Linked DNA regions of Mus musculus: region 1 is linked to region 2. The links are chromatin loops, found by intact Hi-C in ENCODE. Cell type or tissue: left cerebral cortex. All regions are shown on one strand. Each heading gives the region's core, and the rest is flanking DNA. Links, peaks and the distances in the headings are about the cores only. Region 1 overlaps Kcnf1 (potassium voltage-gated channel, subfamily F, member 1). Region 2 has its middle 14 kb from the start of Pdia6.

What was found. A loop is a pair of places that touch in the nucleus more often than their neighbours do. Peaks named below come from ENCODE experiments on the same cell type or tissue, not always from the same donor. Only the 100,000 strongest peaks of a DNase experiment are listed, where the experiment ranks them.
Region 1: a loop joins it to region 2, with 2.8 times the contacts of the local background. A loop is called at or near these places in 6 of 42 quality-filtered maps.

Annotation. Positions count from the first base shown.
Region 1 is chr12:17,167,762-17,176,085 of GRCm38, forward strand. Kcnf1 (potassium voltage-gated channel, subfamily F, member 1) reads right to left here. Exons shown (of 1, transcript NM_201531.4): 1 at 4,339-8,324. The coding sequence ends at 6,940. Among named protein-coding and RNA genes, the nearest start is that of Kcnf1, 5.0 kb to the right of the region's middle. In left cerebral cortex, for the core only: CTCF peaks have their summits at 2,221 and 2,871; DNase peaks (open chromatin) are centred at 2,218, 2,879, 3,857, 4,859 and 7 more places; H3K4me3 peaks cover 4,902 bases; H3K27ac peaks cover 6,042 bases.
Region 2 is chr12:17,248,114-17,256,437 of GRCm38, forward strand. No RefSeq gene overlaps it. Among named protein-coding and RNA genes, the nearest start is that of Pdia6, 14 kb to the right of the region's middle. In left cerebral cortex, for the core only: CTCF peaks have their summits at 5,086 (motif pointing right), 5,291 and 7,705 (motif pointing left); DNase peaks (open chromatin) are centred at 5,136, 5,521, 6,557 and 7,717; H3K4me3 peaks cover 453 bases; H3K27ac peaks cover 401 bases.

The DNA.
Region 1 (8,324 bases), core at 125-8,124, 80 kb before region 2:
TTCCCAATAGCCCTTCCTGACAGGGGACATAGGAAGAGCCCCAGACCAGGGATGATTCGACTGGATGTTTTCTAAATGTGAGCTCTTAACTGTTCTTTCTCTTAAAGACCCAAGGAGCTGGGCGTGTGGTGCACACCTTTAATCCCAGCACATGGGAGGCAGAGTCTGGCAGATTTCTGAGTTCGAGGCCAGCCTGGTCTACAGAGTGAGTTCCAGGACAGCCAGGGTGATACAGAGAAACCCTGTCTTGAAAAACCAGAAGGAGGAGGAGAAGAAGAAGAAGAAGAAGAAGAAGAAGAAGAAGAAGAAGAAGAAGAAGAAGAAGAAGAAGAAGAAGAAGAAGAAGAAGAAGAAGAAGAAGAAGAAGAAGAGCATACATACCTGAATTCCTCTTGAAGATTTCAACACTGCTCTTCAAAAATAAAGTGAGAGGCTCTTCATAGGTGTTCTGGGATTTTGGTACCTAACAATATCTTCGGGGCACCAAGCCTGTACTAGGTTCTTCTCTACTCCCACTATAGGACTCTGCACTGATCAGTGATGTGTTCACATATGGTCATGCTCTTGACAAGGCCCCAGGAGCTCCATGACATGTCTGTCTATCATTGGCAATCATCTGACCTGGTTGCTCCCTGATGCTTTGTGGGGAGGGATGCAAACTCCCACCCCAACATAGACATGAGAGTCAGACTATGAGGCTGTTCAAATGTCTTTCCCTGGGCAGAGGGGTCCACACCAGGCAGAGGAGGGGACTCTGCAGCCTAACCCCAGCTTCTGACAACATTGATGCTGCTGCTTCTGTTTCTCGGGGACTTTGCTTCAGAGTGAGGGGAGTCACTCAGAGAAGGGAGCACAATGTAACACATCTGGGAGACAGGAAGGGACATTAACCTTTCAGACCCTTCTCTGTAGCCCTTTCTCATTTCTCTGGGAGTTCAATTCCTTTAAACAAGAGAATAGAGGGTAACTTCCTGCCCCTTGCACAAGGTCAGGCCAGTAACCTCAGAAACAGAAAAGGTTGAGTCAGCAGGGCAACCGGGAGGTCCTAGCCTCACCCTATGTAGCCTGGATCACCCTAGAGCCCAGTCACTGCCCCCTGCCTCAAGTCTCAGCCCTCAGGCTCAATGTTGGGGTCCCTACCTGCATGCAACACTCCTGTGCTCCAGTTAATCAGCACAGAAGGACCTTTGGAGCCTCCTGTCCTCAAGTTCAATGGCCTCTGGTCTCAGGAACAGAATGCTGTGGTCACTTCTCAGGATGGAGGACAAGCCTGCCTATGGCCCTGTACTAGAAGCCAAATTCTCTGGAAGAGGAGAGAACCAGAAGTGGAGGAAGTTGCTTCAGAATACAGTGGACTTCCTCCTTTCTTTCTGTGGGAAGGAACACACACACACACACACACACACACACACACACACACACACTCAGGCATGGACATGGACACACAAAAACGCATGGGGGGAAGACAAACAGATACACACAGAAACTCACATACACAAAGAGACACATACAGACACACAGACACACACAAAGAAGCACAAATATGCCCAGACACACATACACATATGGACACAGACACACACATATATGGACATAGAGATACAGACACATACACAGAGATGTACACACACACACATACATGCACAAACAGATACACATGTATAGACACACTTGCACAAAAACACAAAGATACACTGAGATAAACATACACACTGAGACATACAAAGACACATAAATACACACACACACACACACACAGAGAGAGAGGGGGGGGAGAGAGAGAGAGAGTATTGTACACTTAGCATGTGCTCTTTGGTAAGGTATATCCCTCACACTGGCTATGAACATTAGACTCCAAAAGGCCAAGAGGTCTCTGTGGAGGTTGGAAATGACCCAGCCACTGTGTATGAAGTGCCATGTGAATGGCCAACCGGTGCTGAGCTTCACCACACTGTGGGAAGCTGTTAGAGGGGCTGCATTCTCAGGTATATTTCCAGAACCTCTGTCTCACATGTTGAGGCCCCTATCAGCGACCATCAGTGGGTGGGGTGGGGTGGGGATGGGCTGAGCCATAAGTGAACGTAGAGACCGAATTCAGAGTGGATCAGTTCCCACAGCTACCATAGCTTTGAGGTGCCAAGAGCTACACTACTTTCCCACATTCTGTCTCCTTCATGTGGAGAGACGTGGGTGAACCCTAGAGTTTCCACAGCATGAATTCTGTTCCACTCCACCAGGAGGGCACACAGGGCAGTGTTACCTCTGGGACAGGAAGGTGGCCAGCAGGGAGTGAAAACAAAGATAGAAATCTGATTGGTGGATAGGGACAGACTTCTGAGGAGCAGGAGGGTGCTGCGGACAACAGGGGCCTCTGGTGCACAGGGCTGGGTGACAAGCCATATACAGGGGTAGGTGACAAGCCATAGGCCTAGTGTAGTGGAGAGAGAAAGAGATGAGGATGAGATGTACTGTGCAGCCATGCCACAGAGAGAACAATGGTAGGCTCAGCAGCTCCTCTTCACCTTGTAGTTGGGGAGACACCAAAGAGCAGCAACGGGGACTGGCTTGCACCCCTATTCTCACAGAAGAGCGGAATGGGTGGCAGTTAGCATCCTCAAGGGTCCAATTTACTCGAAGCCCCATTGCCAGGGTCTCTGGCTGGCCCTCTTCTGGGTCCTATGGTTCAAGACCAGGATGCACGCACACGGCTAAGCCCGCCGAGGAACCAGACAGCCAGGGAGCTGGCATGGAGAACGGTGCTCCTGGTGACTGAGTGGCGGTGCACTAGCAGAAGCTGGGTGTCAGTGAAATCCTCACTCTGATGGTAAAAATGCGCCGCCAGGCACACCATGCATAGAGCTGTCTTCCCACAGGCGACAGGTGGGAGGCCTCAGTGTTTCTCATTTCCCCAGAGGAAACCTGCAACATCAAATCATTCTGGCGGGGAGGGGGCAGGCAGCCTTTCCACAGAGTGAGGGAAATTGAGAGCTGGTTCTTGCAAGCAGAGAGGTTTGTGAAGGCCATTGCTAGTGTCTTACCTGCCTCAACAGCTCTCCCTAGGGAACAAATGTCTCAGATTACTCTACTTATTTTATGAGATACATCCAGACTGAGGCTGTAACTCCTTGTGTGTGGTCAGGACAGACCCTGAATGCCACATGGTCACATATCTGCCCAGAGCAGCTTACCAAAGGACATATACTGACATTTTTTCTTACCTTATAAAACACTACCACTTACAAAGTGAAGCCTTCCAGAGACTGGATGACACCATCCTTCACCTTATTAGGAAGCTGGGCCAGCCCTGAGGTGGGGCCCTGAGGCACTGGGCTCTGGTCAAAGCTGCTATGTGGGGGCAGAATAGAGGGTGGGGGGGAGTGGCTGACCCATATTCAGATGAGTGAGTCAGCTGAAGTTTTTATCTAGTTCCCACCACTGTCACCGGTCTATGGCTTCAGTTTTCTGGCCTCAGTTTCCCTATCTATAAGCCAGACTGACCAGTTTACTTCCTGTGCTATTTACAGACCAAATAAAACATTTTGTATGTGACTACATGTCCTTTCCTTGGGGAAAGCACATAGAAATTAATTTGTATTTGCACACATATACAATTCTACTCCAAATGGCACAACTATGTACTGTCAATGTTAACAGAAGTGGAACAAAAGTATCCCTGTGACTTGCTCATGAGTGGCTCAAAGATGTCAATTCAGGGCCACAGTTCCTACATATGTAAATACTCAACAATACTTTGTTGTTTTCCCTGTTAATATAGATGTTCTGTAACCTCTGAAACATTTCCTTGCTTTTAATGGATGTGAGTAATGAGTGATGCCCACACAGAAAAAGAAGCAAGTCAGACAACTTGCTTAGAAGAGAGATGTGAACTGACAGTGGCTAGGAATCAGGAAGATGGAGGACAGGGGCAAGCCTGAAATGCAAGGATCAGGCTGAAAGATAAGCCAGGCAGAGAATTTTCAGGAGAAAAGGAAATAGGGAGCTGAGAGGCTGTGACACAATAAGGACCCAGATAAAATGGCCTCTTTCCTGCAATTTCTACCCTACACTCCCTCCCCAGAGCCATCAGCATCCAGGTATCTCTCCCACAAATCCCAGCTCCTAGGGAATTCTTGGTTATTCTTCTGGAAGGGTTCTTGGGCAGCCCTGGAGGCTACCTTAGATGTCTTTCCCAGCCCACTGTGGGACAAACTTCCTTCATTAGGGCCAGAAAGGAAGTCACTCAGGTTTTGTGGGACATCTGGTCTACCTCAACTCCTTAGCTGTGTCTTATACCTCCTTAGCCATCACTAACAATCTCAAAATACACAAGCAGGCAGGTTAGTTCCAATAACACTTTATTTATGGACAACAAATTTTGAATGTAAAGTACTATTCACGATTCACAAAATGTTATTCCTTTGAGTTTTTTTTTTCATCAACCATTTAAAAATATAAAACCTATTCTAAAGTCATGGGTTGTGCAAAAACAGATGGTCCACCAGGTCTGGCTATGGTTATTCTGATAGTTCAAAGCCATTTTGTGGATTAGCAGCCCCAGGCTCCAGCTGTACCTGGAAGCTTGTTGAGAAAGAACACCTTTTTTCAGCTCTACAGATGCAAACCCTGGATTTAACCCAATCACCATGACTCATGTGTACTTTAAGTTATAAAAATACTGACACTGAAGGGTCATCTCAGACATTCTAATTTCACAGCAATGGGGTGTAGCCTGGACACCAAGCTTTCAAAACTCCACACCCAACCCCTGTTGGTTCTAAGGTACAAGTTTTCAAGTACTTGAAACCCAGATATTTCCTAGGGACTGTCCTGGCTCTCAGAACATCTGGACCACTCCTCTGTGACAAAGCATATCACTGTGTAAGGATCACTATCAGTCACTCAGTCCCCCTGGGACCAGTGGATCCTAGACTATGGAGATCTCACAGATGGCTCACTTCTCTGGGCTTGGTCTTCTATTCCTGAACGAGCAGCAAAAAGATACTTTGGATCTCTGAGTATTCTTCCCTGTAATTCCCCACCTCGATCTCCAGTACCACTACCCCAGAAGTCAGGGAACAGGAAGATAGCCTTCTGTCCCAAGGTCACTCAGCTCTCTGTAAATCTTGGGCTTCTCCCACTCTCTGGGGCTATGAGGATGGTACCCCATATTCTAGCTTCCCAAGGATTCTGCATAGAGGGGACAAACAAAGACAAGCCAACCTTTCGGCAAATCTCCTGAGCTCCAAGAACAAACAATACCCTGGTAGTCCCTGTCCTCCCTTATCTAGAGTCTCTACTTCCTCAGACCCCAACTTCTTCCTCTGCCTTTAATATCTCCAGGACCTGGTGTCAGCCTGGAGAAATGTGAAGAGGAGGCATACGTTTGGAGGAACCAGTGCCTTAGCCAGCTAGAAGTGCTAAAGACCTTCAGGTTCCTAAGTGAGAGGGCTGGGCAGACATGGGGCAATCCCTGTGTCCCCTAGGATGGCCATTGATGTTGCTGCTACATGGGCCATCTACCCCAGGTCTGAGTATCTTAACAATGAAGCCATGAAGTAAGCCTGCACCCTGAAGATAGAACCTCGACTCTTAAGACTTCTCCCTCCGAATGACAACCTCCTTCCTCATAGAAACACTGCCATAAGAATCAGAAGCTCAAACCTTGGAAATTCTGGAGAGGCAGACTTAGAAGGTGCCCTGAAAAATAAGCCCTCCTCATACTTCTGGGAAAATCTGTGCTCAGGGAAGAGAAAAGAGCCAACCAGAATAGAAGCAGATGGAAGATACCTCTATCCCTCCCTTTTTACCCTCTACCTCCTACTCCACCACAGTGTTCCTTCCTTGGTGCCCCCACAGCTGGGGTAGGGTGCTGGGGTGAAGAACAAGGCTCTACGGCTCCTAGAAGGTAGAAAACCATAAAGGGTTAGGCCCACTGGCCCAGCTTAGCCTTTGGCCAAGAGCAGCACTATAGTGTCGTGCCCGTCCTTTAACTGCCCTTGTGCCCAGCCAGCCCAGACCAGCAGAGACCCCAGTGGGCAGGTGTGCAACTCACTGCTTCCCCTTCAATAAATGACTGAGCCATCCTAATGCCAGGAGCTGAACTAAGAACTGTGATTCTCTGAGGTCCCCCTGATACACAAATATCTGAGGAATTTGGACCCTCCCTTGTAAGACTCCCAAAAGGCCTCTGCCCCAATACAGCCTGTTGTTGGAGAGACCACATGGGAACAATCAAAACCAGAGTTGAATTTCTCCTCTGTTGTGACCCTGAGCCTCAGTTTTTTTACCTGTAAAATGGGGGTGCCAGTCTATCAGAGTAGCTGGAAAGGAAAAAGGGGGTGTGGAAAGGGCTACTCCACAGATGATAACTGTGAGTTAGCTGCCCCACCAATGGGCTCTGTCACCTCTCCTTCCTCCCCAAACCTCAGGGAGCCAGCTTTCCCACAGAAGGAAGCAGGAGAGTGTCTCCTGGAATGTGGCAAGGCGCCTTGGAGCTGAACCTTGCCTTGCAGCCCTTCTTTAATTAGCTCTCAACTAAAAATAGCTACCCCCCACTCCCTCTGGAGCTGCACACCTCCTTCCTGGCCTGGCACTAGGGTGTGCAGTAGTCACTCTTGGGGTAACCAGCCTGAGACAACCCACAGCACGGAGGGTATGCTGAACAGGAGGTTTTATTGAGGGGGACACAAAAGCAGATGTGAGCTCATGCCAGGCCATCTGATAGCCCAAAGTGGCCCTGTGGCTCCTGCACTCCCCAGGTCCCCTGTACCTGGACAGCTGGCACCCAAGGAGTCTTACCCAGTCTTGGCAAAGGTCTGCTCAGGGGAGGGCTGGAAGACACAAGCAGCTCCTCTGAAACCACAGACGTGCCTACTGACATGTCTACCCAATGGTTTGTCCATCCACAGCCCAGTCCGTCCCTGCCAGGGAGTCCAGCTCTCACTTGCAACTCTGTAGGCGGGTCCTATGATGCTTCTCCTCTGTCAGCAGGGGAATGAAGGTATCGCTGTGTGAGAGCTTCAGCCGGCTACCCCAGCTTGGCCCCTCCCTGGCAGCAGGCTCTGGGGGCAGGGTGTCCAGGTCGCTGCGAGAACCCCCGGGCTTGCCTTCTGCACTGCTGGAGTTGAGCTCCATCAGCTCCAGCTCATGCTTGGCTGCCGTCTCCAGGACACGTTGTTTGTTGTAGTACCTGACAAAGTTGTTAATGATGGGGTGAATGGGCAGGGCAATGGCAATTACCCCACACAAGAAGCTGATGGCTGCGTTGAGCTTGCCCAGAGTGGTCTTGGGGTAGATGTCACCATAGCCCACTGTGGTCATGGTGATGATAGCCCACCAGAAGGACTGGGGGATGCTCTTGAACAGAGTTTCAGGATGGCTCTGCTCCATGGTGTAGCCCAGTGCGGAAAAGACGAAGATGCCCACGGCCAGATACATAAGCAATAGCCCCAGTTCCTTGAAACTGCGCTTGAGGGCGTAGGTGAGGGTCTGCAGGCCGGAGGAGTGGCGGGCCAGTTTGAAGATGCGTGCGATGCGCATGATCCTCAGGGCCTGCACTGCCTGCTGTACGTTGGTCAGCTCCATCATTCTTGCGCCCAGGTGCGTGAGTGTGAGGCTCACATAGAAGGGGAGAATGGCCAGCACATCCACGATGTTCATGAAGGACAGGGCAAAGTGAAGCTTGTTGGGCGATGAGAAGAGGCGCAGCAGGTACTCCAGAGTGAACCAGCCGATGCAAGCCGTCTCTACGTTCTCCAGCGTTGGGTGCTCCACGCGGTTGCCTTCGGAGTCCACCACTTGCAGCTCGGGTATGGTACCCATGCACATGACCACGGAGGAGACAAGGATGAGCAGGAAGGATAGAACCGCCACCACCCGCGCAGGGCATGAAGACTCCGGCTTCTCTAGGAACTTCCAGACACACTTCTGGCAGCGGCGCCAGCGGCCCTCAGCAGCGTCAACACCCAGGTCGTCCAAGATGAGCTGCACCCTGCGCGCGATCTCCTCCAGCTCCTCGCGCTTCTCGCTCAGATGGCTCTTGCAACAGTCATCCAGGAATTTGAGGTCCACCTTCCAGAAGTCCATCTCGTTCTTGAAGCAGATGGGGCAAATGCCCTTCTTCATGTGGACCTCCCCGAAATAGTATACCTCAATGACACACTTGAACGCGTCTGGGTCCCGGTCAAAGTAGAATTCGCGCTTGCCCGGATCGTAATCGTCGCACAGAGAGAAGATGGTGTCGTAGCCCCCCGCCAAACAGTTGATGAGCTCTGCCAACCGGGTCTCAGGGTACTGGCTGAGCAGGTCTCCGTAGAGCACCTGCC
Region 2 (8,324 bases), core at 196-8,195:
GTAAACAAATAATCTGCGCATGTGCCAAGGGTATTTTACCACTACTTGTACTCTGCCTTTCCCGTGACGTCAGCTCGGCCATGGGCTGCAGCCAATCAGGGAGTGATGCGTCCTAAGCGAAGGATAACTCCTCCTTAAAGGGGACGGGTTTTCCGCCATTCTCTCTCTTACTTGCGCTCTTGCGCTTTTGCTCTCTCTTGCTCTGCGCGCTGGCGCTCTGGCGCGCTCTGGCGCGCTCTGGCGCGCTCTGGCGCTCTGGCTCCTAAAGATGTAAGAAGGGGGCTTTCGTTTTTGGGGCTTGGGGTTTTGCGCTCCTGACTCCCGAAGATGTAAGCAATAAAGTTTTGCCGCAGAAGATTTTGGTTTGTTGCGTCTTTCCTGGCCGGTCGTGAGAACGCGTGTAAGACTACAGCCCAGTCTTATGGAGGCATTTTCTTAATCGAGGTTCCCTCCCCTCAGATGGCTTTATGTTGTGTCAAGTTGATATAAAATTATCCAGCACAACTGATCTCTTGTCAACTCGAACACAAACAAATCACTGTAAAGCTACATCCTTTCCTTTCTCATTCATCCCCCAAGAATTCATATTAAAGCTTTAAAAACCCCAGTCTTTACAAATTCAAACACTTTTAAAGTTCAGTCTCTTTACAATAGAACATCTCTTTTAAAATCCAAAGTCTCTCAACTGTGGGCTCCTCTAAAATCAAAACAATTAAATACTTTCTTACTTCAAGAGGGGAAGAACGAGGGCCTGGTCACAATCAAAGCAAAACCAAACTCCAACAGTGTAAACAACCCAACACCCAGTGTCTGTGCCTTGTGCTCACTCACCATCCCCTGGGCTCCTCCAAGGGGCTTGGGTCACTTCGCCAGCTCTGCCCCCTGCAGCACACACAGCTTGTCTCCAAGGTTCTTGCTGACTCCACTCCATAGCTGCTACTGTTCTTGGTGCTCATCCCATGGTACTGGCATCTTCAAAATGCTGGTGTCTTCTGCTGCAACTGGGCTGCACAGTCACCAGCAGCCTCTCAGAGGCTCTCTTCATGGTGCCAAGCCTGAGTTTCTCTGCATGATCCCTGCAGTCCTGGACCTTCAACTGCCACTGAGGCTACACCTTCACCAATGGCCTTTCTTAGCCTCTCAGTGCCGAGCCTCAGCTGCTCTTCATGCCTTCAAAACCAGCACCACCTGGGTGACTCTTACGCTACCGAGAAGCTGCCAGCACGAGACACAACCTTGGCTACCTCCAGAACACAGCTTGTGTGTGCTGACCCCGGGGATGTGCTTCCCAGAAGATTTCACCTCCTCAACCTTGGTCTCTTCTTAATCAACGTAATCAGCTCCAGCTGGCAGGCATCAAGTATCCTAGCAAAGCAAAGGTTTCTCTTTAGTGGTTAATCACAGTTGATTCTTCAGCCCCAGCTAGCCAGAAACACGAACTCCTAATTCAAAATAACAAATGGACCCATAAGGGTTTTTAAACTTCTCTCTGAAACGTCACAAGCCAGGCCTCTAGCATCTGCATTGCTCTCGACATTCCTACTCTCCAAGCTCCTACAGAAACGGCTCGCCAAGCATTAAACACTCAATGGCTTTTCTTGCACGAAGTTCCAAAGTCCTTCCACCATCCTTCTGAAAACAACATGGTCAGGTCTGTTGCAATCCTGGTACCAAGTTGCCTTAGGGTTCTACTGCTACAATGAAACACCATGAGCAAAACACAAGCTGAGGAGGAAAGCTTCTATTTGACTTACACTTCTACACTGTGGTCCATCACTGAAGGGAGTCAGGGCAGGAATCCAACAGGGCAGGAATTAGAGGCAGGAGCTGATGACCATGGAAGGGTGCTGCTTACTGGCTTGTTCATAATGACTTGCTCGGTCTGCTTTTATAGAACCAAAGACCACCAGCCCAGGGATGGTACCATAGTGGGCTGGACCCTGCCCCCCAAATCACCAAGAAAATGCCTTACAGGTTTGCCCAAAACCCAATCTTATGGAGTCATTTTCTTAACTGAGGTCCTGGCCTCTTAGATGACTTTGGCTTGAATCAAGTTGATGTTAAACAGGGCTTTTTTTTTTTTAAGGGGGAAGGGGAGAAGAGGAAAAAAGGCACTTCCCTCCAGATCTTACAGCCTGAGTTCAATGCCCAGCCTGCACATGGTGGAAAGAGAAAATGTAAATTCCACTGTCTTGCACTATAAGCAGCAACCTTAGACAGTAAATCCCCTCATGACACTCCCCTTTACCTCCCCAGGGACTCTACATGAGGAGGTCTCGGCGGGGGGGGGGGCACAGTTTATATAGCTGTCAGAGCAATTAATACCTGTTAATTATTTTTTAGCACCTTCTTACTTCAAACGTAGCCTGGTGAGAGCAATAAATTTTATTTCTACTCTCTCGTGTCCCTACAGATAAAATCCACCCACCTTACTATGGACGGACCATGTCCCGCCCACCATCAGACTCACCCTATTCTGGCCCAAGCCAGCTGGGCTAACCCCAGGCACACTAACCTAGGGGCTTGCCTGCACACAGTCTATTTTTGACCCTTCAGCCTTTCCTCACTCTATACCTTCTTCTTGGAATGCCTGGCATGCCTACCCAGCCCCAGCTCAGGGAACAGCCTGCCACAAGCCATTCAGAACACAGATATTAACTTGACACCTATACCTGCCCTGCTCAGAAGCCCCACCACCAACACCACACACACAGCCCTAACACAACCAGCACACCTCTTACAGAGGTGTCACACACCCATTTTCTCCCCTCCTGTTCAAGTCCTTGCTTGAAATGGAAGGAAATGGTGTATTGAATTGGACCAGCCTGGAATTCAGGGCACTTGGCTTTCCATCCTGCATCTGCCACTTACTCTCCGTGCAAACTCAAGCCAGTTCCTTAATCTCCCTGAGCCATCCTTTCTGCTTGTCTTAGTTGTTTTCCTACCACCACGATAGAACACCCTGGCGTAAGCAACTTCAGGAAGGGAGTCTTATTTTGACTCATAGTTTGAGGGTAGCAGGAATTCATGGCAGCCAGAGCGAGAGGCAGCTGGTCACGTGACATCTACAGCTGGGCAATAAAGAGGGAGGTATACCGGTGCTCCGTGCTTGGCTTGCTTTCTCTCCTTCAGCCCAGGACCTTTATGGTGGGTTCTCTCTAATGGAGAAAATCCCTCTCAGGTGCACCCAGAGACTCCACCCTTCATGTTTCTAGGTCCTGTCAGGTTGACAATCAATCCAGACCGTCACACTGCAACTCTCTAATTTTATATTACTAATGCATAGCTGTTGTCATTCTTTTGTTCTAGGAATGTGTGTGCACCCGGGAGGAGTTGGTTTGTTTTGCTCAGCAATAACAAACCTGACTTTCCAGGGTGCTGGCAGTTCTCCTTCTTAGGGACTCCCATCCTGACAGGTCACTGCGTGTCCACATCTCCCCTTTCTACAGGCATCTTCATCCGACTCGGGTGTGTTTTCTTCTCTCCCATCCGCTTTTCTTCTTTTTCTTTTCACTGTGTTATCTCACATGCTTTGGGGTGAGGCAGGGCTGACATAGGCAAGCAAATACTACCAAACAGCAGTGACACCTCCGAGATGATGGCGCAGAGAAAGACTGAGCGTCAGAGGAACTTCTGGAACCTTTTCCCTTGTAATGGGTGTGTGTGTGTGTGTGTGTGTGTGTGTGTGTGTGTGTGTGTGTGTGTGTGTGTGTTGAGAGATTTTTTTTCAATTTTTGGTGTCTTGTTTTATTTTAGTTTTGAAATGTCTCACTGTGTTACCCAGGCTTAGCTAAAGCAATCCTCCTGTCTCAGACCCTCACATCCTATGCAGCTATGCCTGGCTGCTTAGTGATTATCCAACTTCCTCAGCTTCCTCACATTGAAACACAGATACCAGCCATGCCAGCACCATACAGCTATTGTGATTGAATAGCTCAGGAAGGCCAGCCCCTAGCAGGTGCAATACCTCGCAGCAAACATAGTGATGCCTGGGGAACTGGAAGGTTCTTAAAGGTCTCCAAGATGAGACTGGTCCCACTGAACTCAGGGTCCAGGCAGCAGAAGGAATGTCCCCCAAAGGGTACAGCTGCAACCTTGTCTCCTGGAGCAATCGGATCTCACACAGGCTCTCTCCACAGAGGGCTGGATCCCTCCAGAAGGCTCAACTCTCCTCCTGCCCAGAGGATGGGAAGTCTGACCCAAGGCTCTTGGCCAGATCCTTCCGTACTTAGGACAAGTCCATCTAACCTTTCGGGCCTTTTCCTAGCTGCTGACAAGGAGCCAAATGGACCATGTCCTTCAGGACAGGATACTGGGGGTGCCTCCGACTACCTACTGAGGAGACACCCTTCCATTATAAGTGAACACCCTTATTAGTAATCATGAGAAGTGAACCGGACTCACCTAGAGATGAGCCGTGGCTCCCATCCCTGTGAGTCTGAGCCTGAGCCTGAGCCTGAGCCCTCAGAGCTTGTGGCAGGCTCTGCTCTCTCTAGCACTGTGCCTGGGGGTGGGCTTGGAAGGCAGGCTTTGGGGATCCCCTCACCTCCTCAGCCACTGACGCCCCTGAGCCTGAGGCGGAGAGGTCAGTGTCCCCAGTGGCTAGGCCCCACATGGGCAGCAGAGAGGGCCATGCCACAACAGAGGATAAAGTGAAGGCCACAGGAAGTTCTCAAGATAGAGTACCAGGCTTGGTCCTCTATGACAGTGACATCAGGGGGCAGCAGAAAGGACATAGTGTCCAAAGCAAAGAGCAGCACCTAAGGAACAGCATGACTTTGAACACACCATTCAACACCTCTCTTCACTCACCCGTGCTGCATGGATAACAGTGATCCTACTGGGTGGGGGGGGGGGGGGGGCGGGGGGAGAGCACAGCTCAGGAGACACACAGTGGGACTAAACTGTGAAGTTCATCTTACCATGTTTAAGTGTGCGCAGCCATGAGAATGGCACATCCCCGCCTCTCTTGTCACCTCTTCCAGTTGTCAGTTTATTAACTCTTCAGATCTACCTTTCTTCACCTGCTGTAGGATGCTGGAGTTGGGCCCATGGAACCTTCTTCCCCTTTGCCAGCTGGTGCAATGCTAGATTTTGTCAGTAGAGGGCAGTGAAGAAACCACTGGGTCTTGGAGGAGGGATGGGCTGCTCTTCCCGGTGCCTGCGGTGCCATTTCTCCCCAGCACAGCTGCTAGCGGGATGATGTTGGAGCGCTAGCAAATCTGGCAAGTCACTCCATCCTCGTGGCAACCCTACCAATGGGGACCGCTACCGTCTCCACAGGACGGACCACAAGGTCTAGACACAGAAAATTTATAAAAGCAGACAGGGACTTCCTGATCTTGAGTGACAGAATTCAGGGCAACTCCTGGTCTTGATTGCAGGCTCTAGAGTTCACCTGACCTGCAGAAAGCCCACATGCGCTTTCTGGAAGCCCTATTACCTGAGGGAACTCACCATCCAAGCCTCGTATCTGGGAGGCTACCTGAGGTGGACCCATGTGGCCCAGCAGAATAGACACAAGCGCATTAGAATTGGCAATGCTCCTTGCTGTTCCCCCACGCGGTGAGTTCACATTATAATGAAACGGTGTAAATTTAAATTTAATTCCCTTATCTCTTCTAGAGTCTGCTGTGCAGGAGGAAAATTTTTTTTTTAAGACAACCTTATGCTGTGGGAGCATTGTACATCATCCAGTGAGCCAGAATTTGCAGAACCCGGGGTCCTGGGTTCATGGCCAGCATTTGGGAACTGAGGAAGACTTGACTTCTCAGAGCCCCAGTCTGAAGGAATGAGAGATGAAGTGATGGGGTCAGTGTCTACCAGTGATCTGTTACAGAATTGGGGGGGGGCACAGTGGAGGACCCAGCCCCAGAGAAGGAGGGGGAAAGCCTCTTAGAGGAGGAGGGCACACAATTCAGAAAGCTCCAGAATGTTCTGTCCACAGAGAATTTTTCTCTCTGAAGCCCAGTGCTGAGGGCAGCAGTGACCCTGGCCCACATAGAGCACTGCCTTTGACCTAGCAGGGGAGACTTTACATTTTAAATCACAGATCACAAGTGGAGCCCAAAAGGCACCGGGAGGAGCTGGTTGCCTGGCTTTGAAAGCCTGCCGCCCGAGGCTGCCAGACAGGGAACTTTTCTCCCAGATCTGTGATGTGCTTACTGTATAAGCTGCTGGGATTTTGTGACATTAGAAAATTCCTAATGCCCAGCTTAATCCGCCTTCAGAAGTTTGCAGAGGTGGGGGAGGGGGAGGAGTCTATTTTAGGATTCAGTTTCCCTTGGCAGCATCAAAGGGTAATGAAATAGAAGCTCTCATGAAAACTTGAGAGAGCAGGTGTTTCTACAAGTATAGAGACCCAGGTGTGACAACCAGGTCCTGACAGCCCGAGTCCCACTTTCAGACGCCTGGTGGTATCGATCCTTGGAGATATAACTTCACCGTTCCAGCCTTGATTCCCACATCTTTTATTTCATGTGTCTCCTGGACTATGTTGTGTAACAGGCATTCGCCTAGGGACACACGTGAGCCCGAGTGTTCATCTTACCTTCCTGAGCACTGATCCATCCATTCATGTGAGAAGGGTGTGTCTACACTCATGGGTGAAGGTGCACCAGCAGTCTTGAAATTTCTAAGAGACTGAAACAAAGCCAAGATGGTGGTAACCTTGATCTCTCTACCTGGCAGAATTAGAAGAGCAAGCAGCCTGGGTTCCTGCAGTGAGCAGCTAACACACACACATAGACACACACACACACACACACACACACACACACACACACAGAGAGAGAGAGAGAGAGAGAGAGAGAGAGACAGAGACAGAGACAGAGAGAGACAGAGACACAGAGAGACACACAGAGAGAGCAGCTAAAGATGAGCCTGGCTTCATTCTAGGAGGAGGTAGCTGTGGTAAACAGGGCATGAGACTGTAGGAGGAGAACGTTGCTTCTGAGTCCTGGGTTTGGTCCAGGTTGATGTCTGTCCCTCTATGAAGCTGGACTGATCACGGGCTGGGTGTGTAGGGCTGTAGCCTCAGCTGTCCTGAACATACAGCCAGGGTCTGCATCTGACCTTGCCCCAAGAGAGATGTTTAGGAGTGCTGTGCCCCAGGAGAGTGAGGACTCGTGGCTTCTTTTCATGCCCCCAAACTACCCATGCCCTCACTCTCCTGCCGTATCCCTCCCCCTCCCACAATCTTATAAGGAAAAGCGACCCAGAGAGCTGGAAGCCCCCAGGATTCTGACTCCCATGTCACTGGGTTTCTATAGCTAAAGGGGGGGGGGGGTCAGATCAACCATGGATTAGAGTCTACCTTACATTTCCTGGGTCCCAAAGATGGCCGTGGACATCCCAGTTTCCCCTCATAGCTCCTTCCATCCCTAACCTTTCCAGCCACCCTCTCTTCTCAACAGAATGCCTCATCTCCCCCCACCCACCCACCCACCTAGCTTCCAGACCCTGCTACACCCAAGAAGATGCCGACAATGGGCATCAGCCAAGCCAGGACGCTGAGGTTGGGACCACACTGTGTAGCATAGGTGGTTTGAAATCTCTACCACAGAATCTATTTTTAATGACATAAACATTTTATTTTGAAGCCTGGCACACAAAGAAAAATGTGCACAAATCATGGGCAGACAATTCAGTTTCCACAGCTCAGACTGCGTAACAGAGCGAGCGGAAGTGCCTCCTGGTGGTCTGTCCCTATCATTACCCCCTCTGGGGTGCCTGCTTCAACTTCCCAGTCCATTTCTGCTGGTTGTTTTGAGCTCATGATTTGATAATATTTCGCTGTCTGTCTATCTGCTACTTGCTAGTTGTTCTTTTACCCTGGACTTGCGATATACTTAGTAAACTCACTCATTCAAAACAGGAAGTATGGCTATTGTCGATCATTCTCTGGATTAAACAGAACACCCCCACATCCAAGAAGGTGCCCATGTGGGAAGGAAGCCCTCTCTGAAGGAAAAGAGGCTGTGTAGGGAAGGTCAAAGGCATTCCGTTGTTGAAAGCTCTGAGTGGCTCCATGGCCAGAAGAGACAGTTTTCTGTCCACCCCTGCAGTTACCCAGTCAAAGGGACACAGGGGAGCAGCCTCCTTCCAGCCTATTTGGTACAGGTGTGTGCATGTGGCCAGGTTTGTAGGCATGGCCTCTCAGGTAGTGGCTGCAGCAGGAGTGGCTTGGGCCTTGTAAGAACACAGAGGCCAGCAGCTTCTCCCTAAGAGTCACCCTAGCTAATTTCTCCCGCTTAGTGAGCCGAAATGACTCTTAACAAAACCATTGTGCTTCCACAGGCTGGATGTGGGATTCGAGATTTTAG